Linked DNA regions of Homo sapiens: regions 2 and 3 are each linked to region 1. A link is an interaction called in ENCODE POLR2A ChIA-PET data of the cell type or tissue named here. Cell type or tissue: Panc1. All regions are shown on one strand. Region 1 holds the start of USP18 (ubiquitin specific peptidase 18). Region 2 overlaps MICAL3 (microtubule associated monooxygenase, calponin and LIM domain containing 3). Region 3 holds the start of LOC105372853 (a long non-coding RNA gene).

Region 1 (5,000 bases):
TTTTTTTTTTTTTTTTTTTTTTTTTTTTGGATAGGGGATCTCGCTGTGTCGCCAGGCTGGAGTGCAATGATGCAATCTTGGCTCACTGCAACCTCTGCCTCCCGGGTTCAAATGATTATCCTGCCTCAGCCTTCCGAGTAGCTGGGACTACAGGCGTGTGCCACCACACCCAGCTAATTTTTTGTATTTTTAGTAAAGACGGGGTTTCACCGTGTTAGCCACGGTGGTCTCAATCTCCTGACCTCGTGATCCACCCGCCTTGTACTTCTTTATCTATCTGTGTATACATACTGAAAATCATGGATCCACACTGCTAAGTCCAATTCCAGTTCAACACTAGTGGGCTCATTCTCCCTTTCCTTATTTGTAACTCCTATCTCTGAGAGTTTCAACTCTGGCTCCAATTATCCTTAATACATTCAGTTACCTGGTCATCCCCCTGTATGTAACTAATCTGTCATCTCCACCAGCACCCTGCCCTCCCTGGACACCACACACTGGGCCACTCCAATACCGGGATGTGCCACATCTTCAAATTGCTTGGGCTGTGACCCTGGGCCGGGCTGCACCAGCACCCATTTGTGTCTGACATTGTGCTGGGCAGCCCCACTGTGCTGCCACCCTCCTCAACCTGCTCCAGTCCAGCACCCTGCTTGGGCCACTGTGGAACATACTACACAAACGCCCACTTTGCTTGACACACCTGATGGCCTTAGCACGGAATTGTTCAGGAGGGTACCATGAAGGACGGAAGGAAGAGCCCCATAGAAGTGTAATGGATCCTTACATTATATAGTCCAGCCTCCAACCCAAGGTTCACCCTTGTCCATTCTGCACTGGGGCAGCAACACCAATTACTTTGCTCCACCGACCTACCAAGATTCAGATAGAATCATTGGATTGACTATTAATAGTTTTCTGCTGATAGTTGCTGCAAGCAACTGCAGCTTGCTCCTTAGCCTTCTACTGACTTGCTGTATTTAGCATATTTTATCAAATTTTGCAACCTCCTCTCCTCATTGCCCTCACTTGAGTTTTTGAGGTTCCTGTTTGTGGACAAGACTTACCAGATGTATGAAGCTGGTTATATAACTGATTGGTCAGCAAATATAATGAGGACGGACCCTGCGCCCACCACCGTGTACCTGTGTAAACACCATACTGCGCAAAGTCCACCAGCCTTCCAGGGAGAACATGCTGCACTGTGGGCGACACTGCCTCCGTTCCAGCAGCAATGTAAGCGGAGTCTGGGCTGACGATGGACGTGTGGATAGCCTGTATGTGTATATCTGTGCTCATGCTTCTAACACACATCCACCCTATTATGGACACGTTTATACATCTTCATGCCATGGTATTTTGTACCTTACTGCAGACCCTACCAACGCTTCAGTGAGGTTCTGGCAGCTTTGGGTTTTTGGAGGCTATTTGTCTGTTGCTGCGGGGACGGCTTTCAGAAAGAATGATCGCTTTGGGGGAATTGTACCCTGCTTTCCTGCGCAAATTCCAGCGGCTGGAGTTTGAGGCCCCTAGCAGATAACCCTTCTGCCCCTACCCCCATGAGTCTACATACAAGAAATACATCTCTAAAGAGGTAATAAGCCTTTCCGGTGTGCATGTTACAGATCTCTTAACCTTATATATACACAGATGGTCCATCACTTACCGTGGTTTCACTTACGATGTTTCGACTTCATGATGGGTTCACTGGGACTTGACCCCATTTTTTTTTTTTTTTTTTAGACGGAGTCTTGCTCTTGTCGATCTCTGCTCACTGCAACCTCCGCTTCTTGGGTTCAAGTTATTCTCCTGCCTCAGCCTCTTAAGTAGCTGGGATTAAGCGCCACCACGCCGAGCTAATTTTTGTACTTTTAGTAGAGATGGGGTTTCACTATGTTGGTCAGGCTGGTCTCGAACTCCTGACCTCAGGTGATCCGCCTGCCTCAGCATCCCAAAGTGCTGGGATTACAGGTGTGAGCCACCGCGCCCCCTGACCCCTTCTTAAGTGGAGAAATATCTGTATCTGCATGCCCACAGGGGAGCTCCTAATTACACCATGTGCCGCATCCAAGCCACAGGCCGGTGATGTGAAGACACCCGATCCAAGAAATACAATAGCATTAAGAAAGAAAAAATGCTGCCATGGATACTACCAAACGCCAAATGACTCTAACACGTAGGCTAATTGCAAGGACCTTAAAATCGCAAATAAAAAGGCGCCTGTAGGTCGGGCGCGGTGGCCCACACCTGTAATCCCAGCACTTTAGGAGGCGGGCGGATCACCTGAGACCAGCCTGGCCAGCATGGCGGAACCCCATCGCTACTAAAATACAAAAATTAGCCAGGAGTGGTGGCGCATGCCTGTAATCCCAGCTACTCCGGAGCCTGAGGCAGGAGAATCGCTTGAACCCAGGAGGCGGAGTTTGCAGTGAACCGAGACAGCGCAACCGCACTCCAGCCTGGACGACAGAATGAGACTCCGTCTCAAAAAAAAAAAAAAAAAAAAAAAGCGAGGGCTGGAAGTCTGGAGCAGGTGCGCGGCTGCAACGGCAGCCGCGGGAAGCTCGGGCCGGCAGGGTTTCCCCGCACGCTGGCGCCCAGCTCCCGGCGCGGAGGCCGCTGTAAGTTTCGCTTTCCATTCAGTGGAAAACGAAAGCTGGGCGGGGTGCCACGAGCGCGGGGCCAGACCAAGGCGGGCCCGGAGCGGAACTTCGGTCCCAGCTCGGTCCCCGGCTCAGTCCCGACGTGGAACTCAGCAGCGGAGGCTGGACGCTTGCATGGCGCTTGAGGCAAGTTCGGGGCTCATTTTGGAAGTTTTCTTTCTAGCACAGACATCCAACTCTGCTCCTATGCCAGTCAGATAATTAAGGAATTAAGTAATAATTGTGCTCTGCAAATTATGATAGTGATCTGTATTTACTACGTGCATATATTTTGGGCCAGTGAATTTTTTTCTAAGCTAATATAGTTATTTGGACTTTTGACATGACTTTGTGTTTAATTAAAACAAAAAAAGAAATTGCAGAAGTGTTGTAAGCTTGTAAAAAAATTCAAACAATGCAGACAAATGTGTCTCGCAGTCTTCCACTCAGTATCATTTTTGTTTGTACCTTATCAGAAATGTTTCTATGTACAAGTCTTTAAAATCATTTCGAACTTGCTTTGTCCACTGAGTATATTATGGACATCTTTTCATGGCAGGACATATAGATGTGTTAATGGCATTAAAAATAAAACAAAAAACTGATTCGGCCGGGTACGGTGGCTCACGCCTGTAATCCCAGCACTTTGGGAGATCGAGGAGGGAGGATCACCTGAGGTCAGGAGTTACAGACATGGAGAAACCCCGTCTCTACTAAAAATACAAAATTAGCCTGGCGTGGTGGCGCATGCCTGTAATCCCAGCTACTCGGGAGGCTGAGGCAGGAGAATCGCTTGAACCCGGGAGCGGAGGTTGCGGTGAGCCGAGATCGCACCGTTGCACTCCAGCCTGGGCGACAGAGCGAAACTGTCTCAAACAAACAAACAAAAAAACCTGATACATGGTATGGGAAGTACATTGTTTAAACAATGCATGGAGATTTAGGTTGTTTCCAGTTTTTACTGGCACAGATACGGCAATGAATATAATTTTATGTATACATTCATACAAATATATCGGTGGAAAATTCCTAGAAGTGGAATGGCTGGGTCAGTGGGCATTCATATTGAGAAATTGGAAGGATGTTGTCAAACTCTGCAAATCAGAGTATTTTAGTCTTAACCTCTCTTCTTCACACCCTTTTCCTTGGAAGAAAGCTAAATTTAGACTTTTAAACACAAAACTCCATTTTGAGACCCCTGAAAATCTGGGTTCAAAGTGTTTGAAAATTAAAGCAGAGGCTTTAATTTGTACTTATTTAGGTATAATTTGTACTTTAAAGTTGTTCCAGAAAACAAGGCAAATACTGAAAAGCATTTCATCTGAAGTTTCTTTCTGGTATTGAACAGAGTTGGATGGAGAGTGAATGCAGGTTACCGATGTGTTCGCAGGAACAAAACGGGAGGGAGAGTAACACAGGTGCACGGCTTCATATTGATTTATCAAAGAACTTGCTTTTGGACTGTTAAAAAATGTGTTGCACAGTTCTGACACTTTTACACAATGATGAGCTTACAAAGGGGAAAATGCTTAACATAAACATAGTTTCAAAGAAGGTAAGTCCTAGTTTTTCCACGAGCTGTTTTTTTTTTTGAGAGAGAGTAGTCCCAAAATTTCCCTATTATGTGGTTTTTCATCCAAAGTGTTGTAATCCGTGTGTTCTAACCCGCATATTACGATTACTCAAGAAATGCAAAATAGGCCGGGCGCGGTGGCTCACGCCTGTAATCCCAGCAATTTGGGAGGCCGAGGCAGGTGGATCACGAGGTCAGGAGATCAAGACCATCCTAGCTAACACGGTGCAAACCCATCTACTAAAAATAAAAAATATTAGCTGGGCGTGGCGGCAGGCGCCTGTAGTCCCAACTACTCGGGAGGCTGAGGCAGGAGAATGGCGTGAACCTGGGAGGCGGAGCTTGCAGTGAGCCAAGATCCGGCCACTGCACTCCAGCCTGGGCGACAGAGGGAGACTCCGTCTCAAAAATAAAAATAAAAATAAAAAAAGAAAAAAGAAATGCAAAATAATGTGAACACGTCATCGAGACTGCGGTCTACAATTGTGGTTGCCATGATGGGGTGGGTCGGAAGACACCGAGGCTGCTTGAATCATGTTCCTGGCAGGTTAATTTTGTTCCTTTTAGGGCATCTAAATGTTGGAGTTGGCTTTCCTGGCAGAGAGTCCAGTTGTGAGTGGAGTATTGGGTGGAGGCCCCACCCTCCCCAGGTTTTCTGCAGCTTGTTCCTGGCTCTTCTGGGGCTTCTCTGAGGACCCCGATTGGTCCTGGGGCTTCTTTAGTGGTGGGCCTGGGCCAGTTCCTTCCGTTGCTCACCTCTCCCCGAAGCTTAAGGATAACATTTC
Region 2 (5,000 bases), 150 kb before region 1:
TCCAAAACCCAATGCCTTCATCTAAATCCTGACGCCACCACTTGTTTTAGCCCTCTGTGCCCCACTTCCTAGTGTGAAAAGCAGGGATCATAACAGCACCCCGTCTGTCCGCTGTGGTGAGGACTGAGCGCGTTAAGACACGTGGGCACTCAGGACAGTGTGGCATGGCCAACAGTCTCTAAGCATCTCTGATGCTGCCATCGCTGCTGTGCTCATCAGCGCCAGGTGCTGCTCTCCCACCCCTGTCCCTGTCCCATCACAGCCTGACAATTCTCAGCCACAACAAGGAGCTTTGTTGGTGGAGGAGGGAGGAATATGGCTAGAACCTCTGTAAGCTGACTTTCTGTGGGCTGGGGACAGTCCACGCTAAAGGGTAGCTGCCATTCCCCTGGGGGCTCCAGGTGCCAGGAGTGAGCACTCTGCATCTTCCCCCTGACCAAGCTGCTCCTCCTCTCTTGGCTTCCAACACTGGCACTGGCCTCCCGGGACCCATGCTACCTCCAGACTTCAACTGGCAACAGAAAAGAGACAGAGGGCTGGGTGCAGTGGGGTGCCTGTAATCCCAGCACTTTGCAGGGATCACCTGAGCCCAGCAGTTCAAGACCAGACTGGGCAACACAGAGAGAGCTTGTCTCTCCACAAAATTTAAAAATTAGTCGGGTGTGGTGGTGTGGGCCTGTAGTCCCAGCTACTCAGGAGGCTGAGGTTGGGGGATGGCCTGGCCCAGGAGGTCAAGGCTGCAGTGAGCCGAGATCATGCCACTCCAGCTGGGGCCACTCCAGCCGGGGCCACAGAGTAAGACTCTGTCTCAAAAAAAAAAAAGAAAAAAAAAGAAGCATGGGCAGGAGAGAAGAGAAGCCTGGGACCCACTAAGGTTTATTTCGCCTTTACACAGGAAAAGTCAATAAAAGCCACTAGTTAACCACAAGGCTGTGCTGTCCATCCCTCTCCTGCCAGAGTTAACCAGACCGAATCTCCTGCCAGAGTTAACCAGACTGAATCCTTCAACAGATATACAATTCAACAGACACCTGCAGACGTGCCTAATGCAGGAAGACTCCTCACTAGATTCCCTCACACATAACACACATGCACTCTGAGCTGGGCGCTAGAGAGACACGGCCTAACAGAACACGAAAAAGATACTGTTGTCCTTGCCAAGGTCCTCACTACTTAGCAGAAGCTCTTGCCCTTCCGCTTCCACCTTTCATCAAGGTATAAGCCAACAGTCTCACTTCTTCTCTCTTCTTTAATCTGATTTCTGTCCTCCCTTTTTCTTTTAAGAGACAGGGTCTCACTCTGTCACCCAGACTGGAATGCAGTGGTGTGATTATAGCTCACTGCAGCCTCAAACTCCTGGCCTCAAGTGATCCTCCCACCTCAGCCTTCTGAGCAGCTGCGACTATAGGTGTACACCACCATGCCCGGCTAATTTTTAAAATTTTTGTAGAGACAGGGTCTCACTATGTTGCGCAGGCTGGTCTCAAACTCCTGGCCTCAAGCAATACTCCTACCTTGGCCCAGCCTCTCAAAGTGCTGGGATTACAGACGTGAGACATTGCACCCAGCCTTTTCTTTAATTTTTTTTTTTTTTTTTTTTTTTTTTTTTGGGACAGTAGGGTCTTGCTCTATCACCAAGGCTGGAATGCAGTGGTGCGATCTCCGCTCACTGCAGCCTTGGCCTCCCAGGCTCAAATGATCCACCTACCTCATCCTCCTGAGTAGCTGGGAATACAAGTGTGCAACACCCACACCTGGCTATTTTTTGTATTTTTTTTGTAGAGACAGAGTTTCACCATGTTGGCCAGGCTGGTCTGGAACTCCTCACCTCAGGTGATCTGCCCACCTCGGCCTCTCAAAGGGCTGGGATTACAGGCATGACCCACCACACCTGGCCTCTTTTCTTTTTTAAAACTGCGGCAATCATCTCTCCTCTGTTGAACTCACCAATGAGAAAAAGTCAATGGGGCCAGGCATGGTGGCTCACACCTGTAATCCCAGCACTTTGAGAGGCTGAGGCAGGCAAATTGTTCGAGCCCAGGAGCTCTAGACCAGCCTGGACAATGTGGCAAAACCCCATCTCTACAAAAAATTTTAAAAATTAGCCAGGCTTGGTGGTGCACGCCTGTAGTCTCAACTACTCAGGCAGTCAAGGTTGCAGTGAACCATGATCGCACCACTGCACTCCAGCCTAGGTGGCAGAGTGAGATGCTGTCTCAATTTAAAAAAAAAAAAAAAAAAAAAAAGGCTGGGCACAGTGGCTCACACCTGTAATCCCAACACTTTGGGAGGCCGAGGCCAGTGGATCACAAGGTCAGGAGATCGAGACCATCCTGGCTAACACGGTGAAACCTTGTCTCTACTAAAAAAAAAATACAGAAAATTAGCCGGGCATGGTGGCAGGTGCCTGTAGTCCCAGCTACTCGGGAGGCTGAGGCAGGAGAATGGTGTGAACCCGGGAGGCGGAGCTTGCAGTGAGCCGAGGTCGTGCCACTGCACTCCAGCCTGGCCCACAGAGCAAGACTCCATCTCAGAAAAAAAAAAAAAAATGCAATCAACTGCAAGGCTTGGGGTGACAGTTTCCTGGTCATTCTTCCCAGTTTTTTTGTGTCTTTATAGCTAGAGATGACTAAAGCCCACCTCCAAGAAAACAGCAAGTCACGTACAACTGAAGCCCATGGGGGCAGGATGCTGTTCTCTCCACCGGGGCAATCCAAGCACCTGAGTGTCTGACACCACCCATCACCCAGGGGATCCGAGCTGAATTCTAAAGACTGGAACCAAAGATGACAGAGTGCGTGGCTGGAGAGAGGGGGAAGTCCACAGAGTTTAGGTAAATTTCTGAACCACATCCCCACCACGCCCACAATGTACTGCATTGAAGTACACCGGAAGCTAAAGACCAAAAAGGAATCAGATTTTCAGCTCTGCCACCTAAAGCAGAAACTGAGGGCCTTATTCACCGCACAGACTTTAGCCCAAGTGCCATGCCTCCAGTTTCACAGTTTCACCAGCAGCTCAAGCAAAATGGCCTGGACACTAAAGATGGCCTCTGGGTCAGAGTATCACTCATTTCCTCTGTCCACAAACCACTTTGATTCTCTTTGATTCTCTCTGTCCCTCATCTCCCCATCTAGTCTTTTTTTTTTTTTTTTTTTTTTTGAGACAGAGTCTTGCTCTGTCACCCAGGCTGGAGTGCTGGAGTGCAGTGGTGTGATCTCAGCTCACTGCAACCTCGGCCTCCTGAGCGCAGGCAATCCTCCCACCTCAGCCTCCAGAGTAGCTGGGACCACAGGTACACACCACCACGCCCAGCTAATTTTTGTACTTTTTGTAGAGATGGGGTTTAGCTATGTTGCCCAGTCTGCTCTCAAACTACTGGGCTCAAGCAATCTGCCCACCTCAACCTCCCAAAGTGTTGGTATTACAGGCATGAGCCACTGCGCCCGGCCCATCTGGTCTTATTAAATACTTCATTCTCTGCAAATGCAGACGTTTTCTCAGCTCTGATTATTTTTTCTAAAGTAATGACCCCCCACCTGGCTAGATGAATGCTTCTAGCAAAGGAAAAGACCAGAATGTGAAAATTGTACTGCAATAGAACATAAAGCCCGTCCAACCCCACCTCCCATCAGACCTGGGGTGGTGGCAGCAGCAGGCGTCAGGGCTCTCAGGCCTGCCCATTAGTCATCCCTAAGGCCCGTTAGCACACGGGTTAGGAGGAGCACACACTCTGGAATCAGAAAGCCCAGGATTGAACCCAGCCCTGCTTTCAGTCAAGGCTTTGTCACTCACTATCACTCCCTTGACCTAGGACCTCACAAAACCTTGTCATCCGTAAAACTGGGGATGATAAGTTCTACCTTGAATGTTGTTGTGAGGAATAAATGAGGTAATGTCTATGCAGCACCTAGCACAGATTCCTGCAGATAAACACTCAATAAATGTTAACTATCATCCACTACCTAGTCATCAGAAAAGCACAATGATCTGGTATCTTTAAGTCCTTCCGCTTCCAAAAAAAAAAAAGAAAAGAAAAAAGAAAAAGATGTGTGGATTTTTTCCCCCTAAAGGTCTCAGTGAAGTGAAACTTAAGAAGGAAAACCTGGGCCGGGTGTGGTGGCTTACGCCTGTAATCTCAGCACTTTGGAAGGCCAAGGAGGGTGAATCACCTGAGGTCAGGAGTTCGAGACCAGCCTGACCAACACGGTGAAACCCTGTCTCTACTAAAAAATACAAAAAATTAGCAGGGCGTGGTGGCAGGTGCCTGTAGTCCCAGCTACTTGAGAGGCTGAGGCAGAAGAATCGCTCGAACCCAGGAGGCAGAGTGCATGAGCCAAGACTGCGCCATTGCACTCCAGACTGGGCGCGACAGAGCAAGAGACTCCGTCTCAAAAAAAGAAGAAGAAGAAGAACCCAATTCAAATCCCAGTTCAGGGACCAACTCATTTGCAACTTAAAGCAAATCATGTTACCTCCATTTCTTTGCCTATAAAATGGGAATAATAGACTCTATTAAACTTTAACGACTTCAGAGACAATTAAGAATCAATGAGATAACAGGTCATGAAAAAGCTTTCACTTCCTCAAGTAAAAAGCAACTAAGTAGTAAATCCAGAGCATAATAATAATAATAATTATTATTATTATTATTTTTTTTTTGAGATGAAGTCTCGCTCTGTATCCCAGGCTGGAGAGCAGTGGCGTGATCTTGGCTCACTGCAACCTCCACCTCCCAATTCCCGGTTAAGCAATTCTCCTGCCTCAGCCTCCCCAGTAGCTGGGATTACAGGCGCGCACCACCACGCCCAGCTGGTATTTTTAGTACAAACAGGGTTTCACCACGTTGGCCAGGCTGGTCTTGAACTCCTGACCTCGTGATCCGCCCGCCTGGCCTCCCAAAGTGCTGGGATTACAGGTGTGAGCCACCGCGCCGGGCCCAGAGCATAATTATTATTAAAATGCCAGGCCCCATAATATTATGGAACATAAATAAGCCA
Region 3 (5,000 bases), 95 kb before region 1:
AAAAAAGAAAAAAAGGGCCGGGCGCGGTGGTTCACTCCTGTAATCCCCAGCACTTTAGAAGGCAGAGGCGGGCGGATCCCGAGGTCAAGAGATCGAGACCATCCTGGTTAACACGGTGAAACCCCATCTCTACTAAAAATACAAAAAGTTAGCTGGGTGTGGTGGTGGGCGCCTGTAGTCCCAGCCATTCAGGAGGCTGAGGCAGAAGAATGACGTGAACCCGGGAAGCAGAGCTTGCAGTGAGCCGAGATCGTGCCACTGCACTCCAGCCTGAGCAACAGAGCGAGACTCCATCTCCAAAAAAAACCAAAAAACACACACACAAAAAAGGCAGCAGCAGCAGAGGCACCGGGGTTTCAGTGAGTTGCCCCAGGTCATGTTGTGTCCGGAATTGGTGGGTTCTTGGTTTCACTGACTTCAAGAGTGAAGCCACGGACCCTCGCGGTGAGTGTTACAGCTCTTAAAGTGGCGCGTCTGGAGTTTGTTCCTTCTGATGTTCGGACGTGTTCAGTTTCTTTCTCCCCGTGGGTTCGTTGTCTCGCTGGCTTCAGGAGTGATGCTGCAGATCTTCGTGGTGAGTGTTACAGCTCATAAAGGCAGTATGGACCCAAAGAGTGCGCAGCAGCATGATTTATTGCAAAGAGCAAAAGAACAAAGCTATCACACTAAGGAAGGAGGCCAGAGCGAGTTGCCTCTGCCGGCTCGGGCAGCCTGCTTTTATTCTCTTATCTGGCCCCACCCACATCCTGCTGATTGGTAGAGCTGAGTGGTCTGTTTTGACAGGGCGCTGATTGGTGCGTTTACAATCCCTGAGCTAGACACAAAGGTTCTCCACGTCCCCACCAGATTAGGTAGATAGGGAGTGTGGACACAAAGGTTCTCCAAGGCCCCACCAGAGTAGCTAGATACAGTGTCGATTGGTGCATTCACAAACCCTGAGCTAGACACAGGGTGCTGATTGGTGTGTTTACAAACCTTGAGCTAGATACAGAGTGCTGATTGGTGTATTTACAATCCCCGAGCTAGACATAAAGGTTCTCCAAGGCCCCACCAGAGTAGCTAGATACAGAGTGTCAATTAGTGCATTCACAAACCCTGAGCTAGAAACAGGGTGCTGATTGGTGTGTTTACAAACCTTGAGCTAGATACAGAGTGCCAATTGGTGTATTTACAATCCCTGAGCTAGACATAAAGGTTCTCCACGTCCCCACCAGACTCAGGAGCTCAGCTTGGCTTCACCCAGTGGATCCCGCACAGGGGCTGCAGGTGGAGCTGCCTGCCAGTCCCGCACTCCTCAGCCCTTGGGTGGTCGATGGGACTGGGCGCCATCGAGCAGGGGGCGGCGCTCGTCGGGGAGGCTTGGGCCGCACAGGAGCCCACGGAGGGGGTGGGAGGCTCAGGCATGGCGGGCTGCAGGTCCCGAGCCCTGCCCCGCGGGAAGGCAGCTAAGGCCCGGCGAGAAATCGAGCGCAGCGCTGGTGGGCCGGCACTGCTGAGGGACCCAGTACACCCTCCGCAGCCGCTGGCCCGGGGGCTAAGCCCTTCATTGCCCGGGGCCGGCAGGGCCGGCCGGCTGCTCCGAGTGCGGGGCCCGCCAAGCCCACGCCCACCCGGAACTCCAGCTGGCCCGCAAGCGGCGCGCGCAGCCCCGGTTCCCGCTCGCGCCTCTCCCTCCACACCTCCTTGCAAGCTAAGGGAGCCGGCTCCGGCCTTGGCCAGCCCAGAAAGGGGCTCCCACAGTGCAGTGGTGGGCTGAAGGGCTCCTCAAGTGCTGCCAAAATGGGAGCCCAGGCAGAGGAGGCACGGAGAGCGAGCGAGGGCTGTGAAGACTGCCAGCACGCTGTCACCTCTCAATGTGGCTGATAAGGTAGACTTGGGTGGGGTAGGGGCAGCCCAACAACCCGTTCAAAGAGCTTGAGGCACGTTCCTCTTCTGCTCTCACCGCTTTTCCTTCTCCCTGGTGCTGCAGAGCATCCCACAGTTTGTGTGCACTGCCTCCCCACACTCCCTCCTCATCTCACTCTGCCTGGCTCATGTCTCCACCATCCCCTCTTGTGGCTCCTCAGGAGGCTGCCCCTGACCTCCATCTTCCCCAGGGCAGTAGGGAATCACCCCATGTCGCCTCCCCTGGCCTCTTGCATGTCTTGACACAGAGCAGCACCCTCTCTCAAAGCGCTTCTTCTCCAGGCCTTCCAGGCCCACAGCCGACCCATAAGCTCCTCTCTCAATGGCTACAGCCTCCGCCTCCTGTACTGCCTCCTCCTCCTGTTCTCTAATTGTCCTGGGTCTTTCCACCACTTCTGTCTCCACATTGTGGTCCTAGGCTCCTCCACCCCAGGGCTTTAAGAACCACACACATGCTAATGACTCTCACCTTTGACCTTCTGCTGATCTTCCAGCTGAGCTTCAGACTCATATGCACTCCTAGGCTACGTGCTCTCTTGGTGCCCAACAGGTCTCAAACTTGACATGTCTAAAACAGAAGACTTGCCTGTAGTTCCAGCTACTCGGGAGGCTGGGGCAGGAGAGTCGCTTGAACCCAGGAGGTGGAAGTTGCAGTGAGCCGAGATCATGCCACTGTACTGCACCCTGGGTGACAGAGTGAGACTCGGTCTCAAAATAAATAAATAAATACATAAATAAATAAAACAGAAGACTTGCTTCCCTACCACTCCAAACCCATTTATTCCCTAGTCTCCTCCGTCATACTAAGTGAAACCACTCTACCCTGTTGCTCAGGACGAAAACCTCACCCTGAACTCTTTGCTTTGCTTTTCTCTAACATCTCACAATGAATCCATTAGTAAGTCCTCTTCTTTTTTTTTTTTTTTCAAGACAGAGTCTTGCTCTGTCACCCAGGCTGGAGTGCAGTGGCACAATCACGGCTCGCTGCAAGCTCCGCCTTCCGGGTTCACGCCATTCTCCCACCTCAGCCTCCCGAGTAGCTGGGACTACAGGCGCCCGCCACCATGCCCAGCTAATTTTTTGTATTTTTAGTAGAGACAGGGTTTCACCATATTAGCCAGGATGGTCTCAATCTCCTGCCCTTGTGATCTGCCCACCTCGGCCTCCCAAAGTGTTGGGATTACAGGCGTGAGCCACCGCGCCCGGCCAGTCTGCTCCATTTTTTTTACATTCAAAATGCATTTCCCACTGCTAACTACCTCCACTTCCTCCCCCCAGATCTAGGCCACCCTCCTCTCTTCCATGTACCAAAACCCCTACCTATTCTTCCTATCGCCGTTCTTGGCCCCCTCTAGCCCATCCTGTACAAAGCAGCCCAAGAATGGCCTTTCTAAAGTAGATGCCACATCACAGGACTCTTCCCCTTAAAAAACCCAACAGAATCCAAACCCTTTCTGGTGGCCTGCAGTGACAGAGCTGACCCTGCCGGCGTTTGCCGCTCTTTTCCCTCCTCTCCGTTGGTCGCCGTGGCACTGTCCTATGGGCCTTCTTTTTGTCCCCTGAACACACCAAGCTCTTTTCTGACTCTGAGCCCTTCCACTCAATGGTCCATGCTACCTAGCAGCCCCCTCACCTTTCAGGCTGCAACTTTGACACCTGCTCAGACAGGCCTGCCCTAACCTTGTGGGCTAAAGGAGCCCCACATCACTCTCTAGCTGCAGTTTCATTTTGTTTTGTTTTTGAGACAGGGTCTCACTCTATCACCCAGGCTAGAGTGCAGTGGTGTGATCATAGCTCACTGCAAGCTCCGCCTCCTTCCATGATAGCCTCAAACTCCAGGCCTCAATGGATCCTCCCTCCTCGGCCTCTCAAAGGTCTGGGATTACAGGCATGAGCCACTATGCCCGGCCTCTATCTGCATTTTGTGTTCAGTGTACACTTATCAGTACATAAATTATCTTGGCTAGTCGTCATTTCTGTTGTCTATCTCCAACCACCCCCGAAGCCTTTCATCTCTAGCTCCCAGAGCTGGGGACTTGTCTTGTTTACTGCCGTATTCCCAATGCCTAGAGCTCATGTGGCATGCAGCAGGCACTGGCTATGGGTGGAGGTCTCCAGCTCTGCTCCAGCTCCTGTCCCACACGGTGAGTAGCCTTCAGAAAAGGAAGTCCTTGAAAAGTGGAGGCTGGGGCTTTGTTCGGCCTTTCCCTGCCCCTAGGCTTGCGTTCAGCCCGTGGCTGTGTGTCCCTTCCTGGCTTTGCCCCTGATTTGCTCAGTGTGGGTGAGCCATAGCCAGTCTGGTGCTGAGGAAGGGGGTGGATGGGAAGGGCGGGGCCCATATGTCAGTGAGACACAGGCCACAGTTCAGATGGATGGTATCAAGTCTTCATGACTTCAGCTGCACTTAGTTAAACATGGACCAGCCCATTGGAACCTTGTGGGCAGTAGTCTGATTTCTGCTGTCATTTCTGCTCTCTTCCAAGCTTCAATTAAGGGAGCAACAAAAGATCTCTATCATGAGCCATGTGTGGTGATCTCATCTGCTGAGACAAATATTTTTTTTTCTGGTTATATTTATAGAACACTCTCTTGTTTCCTTGAACAACCCTAGCTGGCATTATCTTGTTTACTTTCTCTTCATCTAGATTTGCATTTGCAGGGGGGCAGCTTTTATCTGTTGCTCTTAGCTGTGTGGGATTTCAAATTCCTCTGTTTTTCTTCTTTTAGCTTTCATCTGTGAGCTCTTTTAAAATCAAGCAGTTTGTAACTTATAGTTACCAAGGCAGTAATTAATATTATAAGAAAATAGACAACACCGGCTCCAGCTAAGCACTCTGTGATAATTTTTCTTAGCAGTGTCTTGTGGCCTTGCAGAGGAAAATGGAACTTGGTATTCCTTTCCCCTTTGTGCCAGTCATGTGCTTCCTGATGCCAGGCCTCCCTCCAGCCCTCCCATCACAGGGAAACTAGTACAGACCACCCCCACAGACCTGTGGACTGACACCTGACTACCTTTGGGGGCATCTGACCTTGCCTGCGGTCCCACGGTGACTCACAGTGAAACTAAGATGCACAGCTCGGGTAGGAACCTGCTG

Evidence for each region. Peaks named below come from ENCODE experiments on the same cell type or tissue, not always from the same donor. Only the 100,000 strongest peaks of a DNase experiment are listed, where the experiment ranks them.
Region 2: POLR2A ChIA-PET joins it to region 1 with 10 read pairs; 6 of 35 experiments call an interaction of 5 or more read pairs at or near these places.
Region 3: POLR2A ChIA-PET joins it to region 1 with 12 read pairs; 3 of 35 experiments call an interaction of 5 or more read pairs at or near these places.

What each region holds. Positions count from the first base shown.
Region 1 is chr22:18,147,434-18,152,433 of GRCh38, forward strand. It overlaps USP18 (ubiquitin specific peptidase 18), which reads left to right and starts at 2,737. Exons shown (of 11, transcript NM_017414.4): 1 at 2,737-2,789. It overlaps LOC124905076 (a long non-coding RNA gene), which reads right to left and starts at 1,781. Exons shown (of 2, transcript XR_007067999.1): 1 at 1,667-1,781. RefSeq lists an enhancer at 2,478-2,797. In Panc1, no CTCF peak of the experiment used is centred here; a DNase peak (open chromatin) is centred at 2,468; H3K4me3 peaks cover 2,318 bases; H3K27ac peaks cover 2,547 bases.
Region 2 is chr22:17,993,912-17,998,911 of GRCh38, forward strand. The region is part of intron 1 of MICAL3 (microtubule associated monooxygenase, calponin and LIM domain containing 3); the gene reads right to left. Among named protein-coding and RNA genes, the nearest start is that of MIR648, 15 kb to the left of the region's middle. RefSeq lists enhancers at 1-437, 438-938, 2,530-2,729. In Panc1, no CTCF peak of the experiment used is centred here; no DNase peak of the experiment used is centred here.
Region 3 is chr22:18,052,069-18,057,068 of GRCh38, forward strand. It overlaps LOC105372853 (a long non-coding RNA gene), which reads left to right and starts at 3,891. Exons shown (of 6, transcript XR_001755424.2): 1 at 3,891-4,049. In Panc1, no CTCF peak of the experiment used is centred here; no DNase peak of the experiment used is centred here.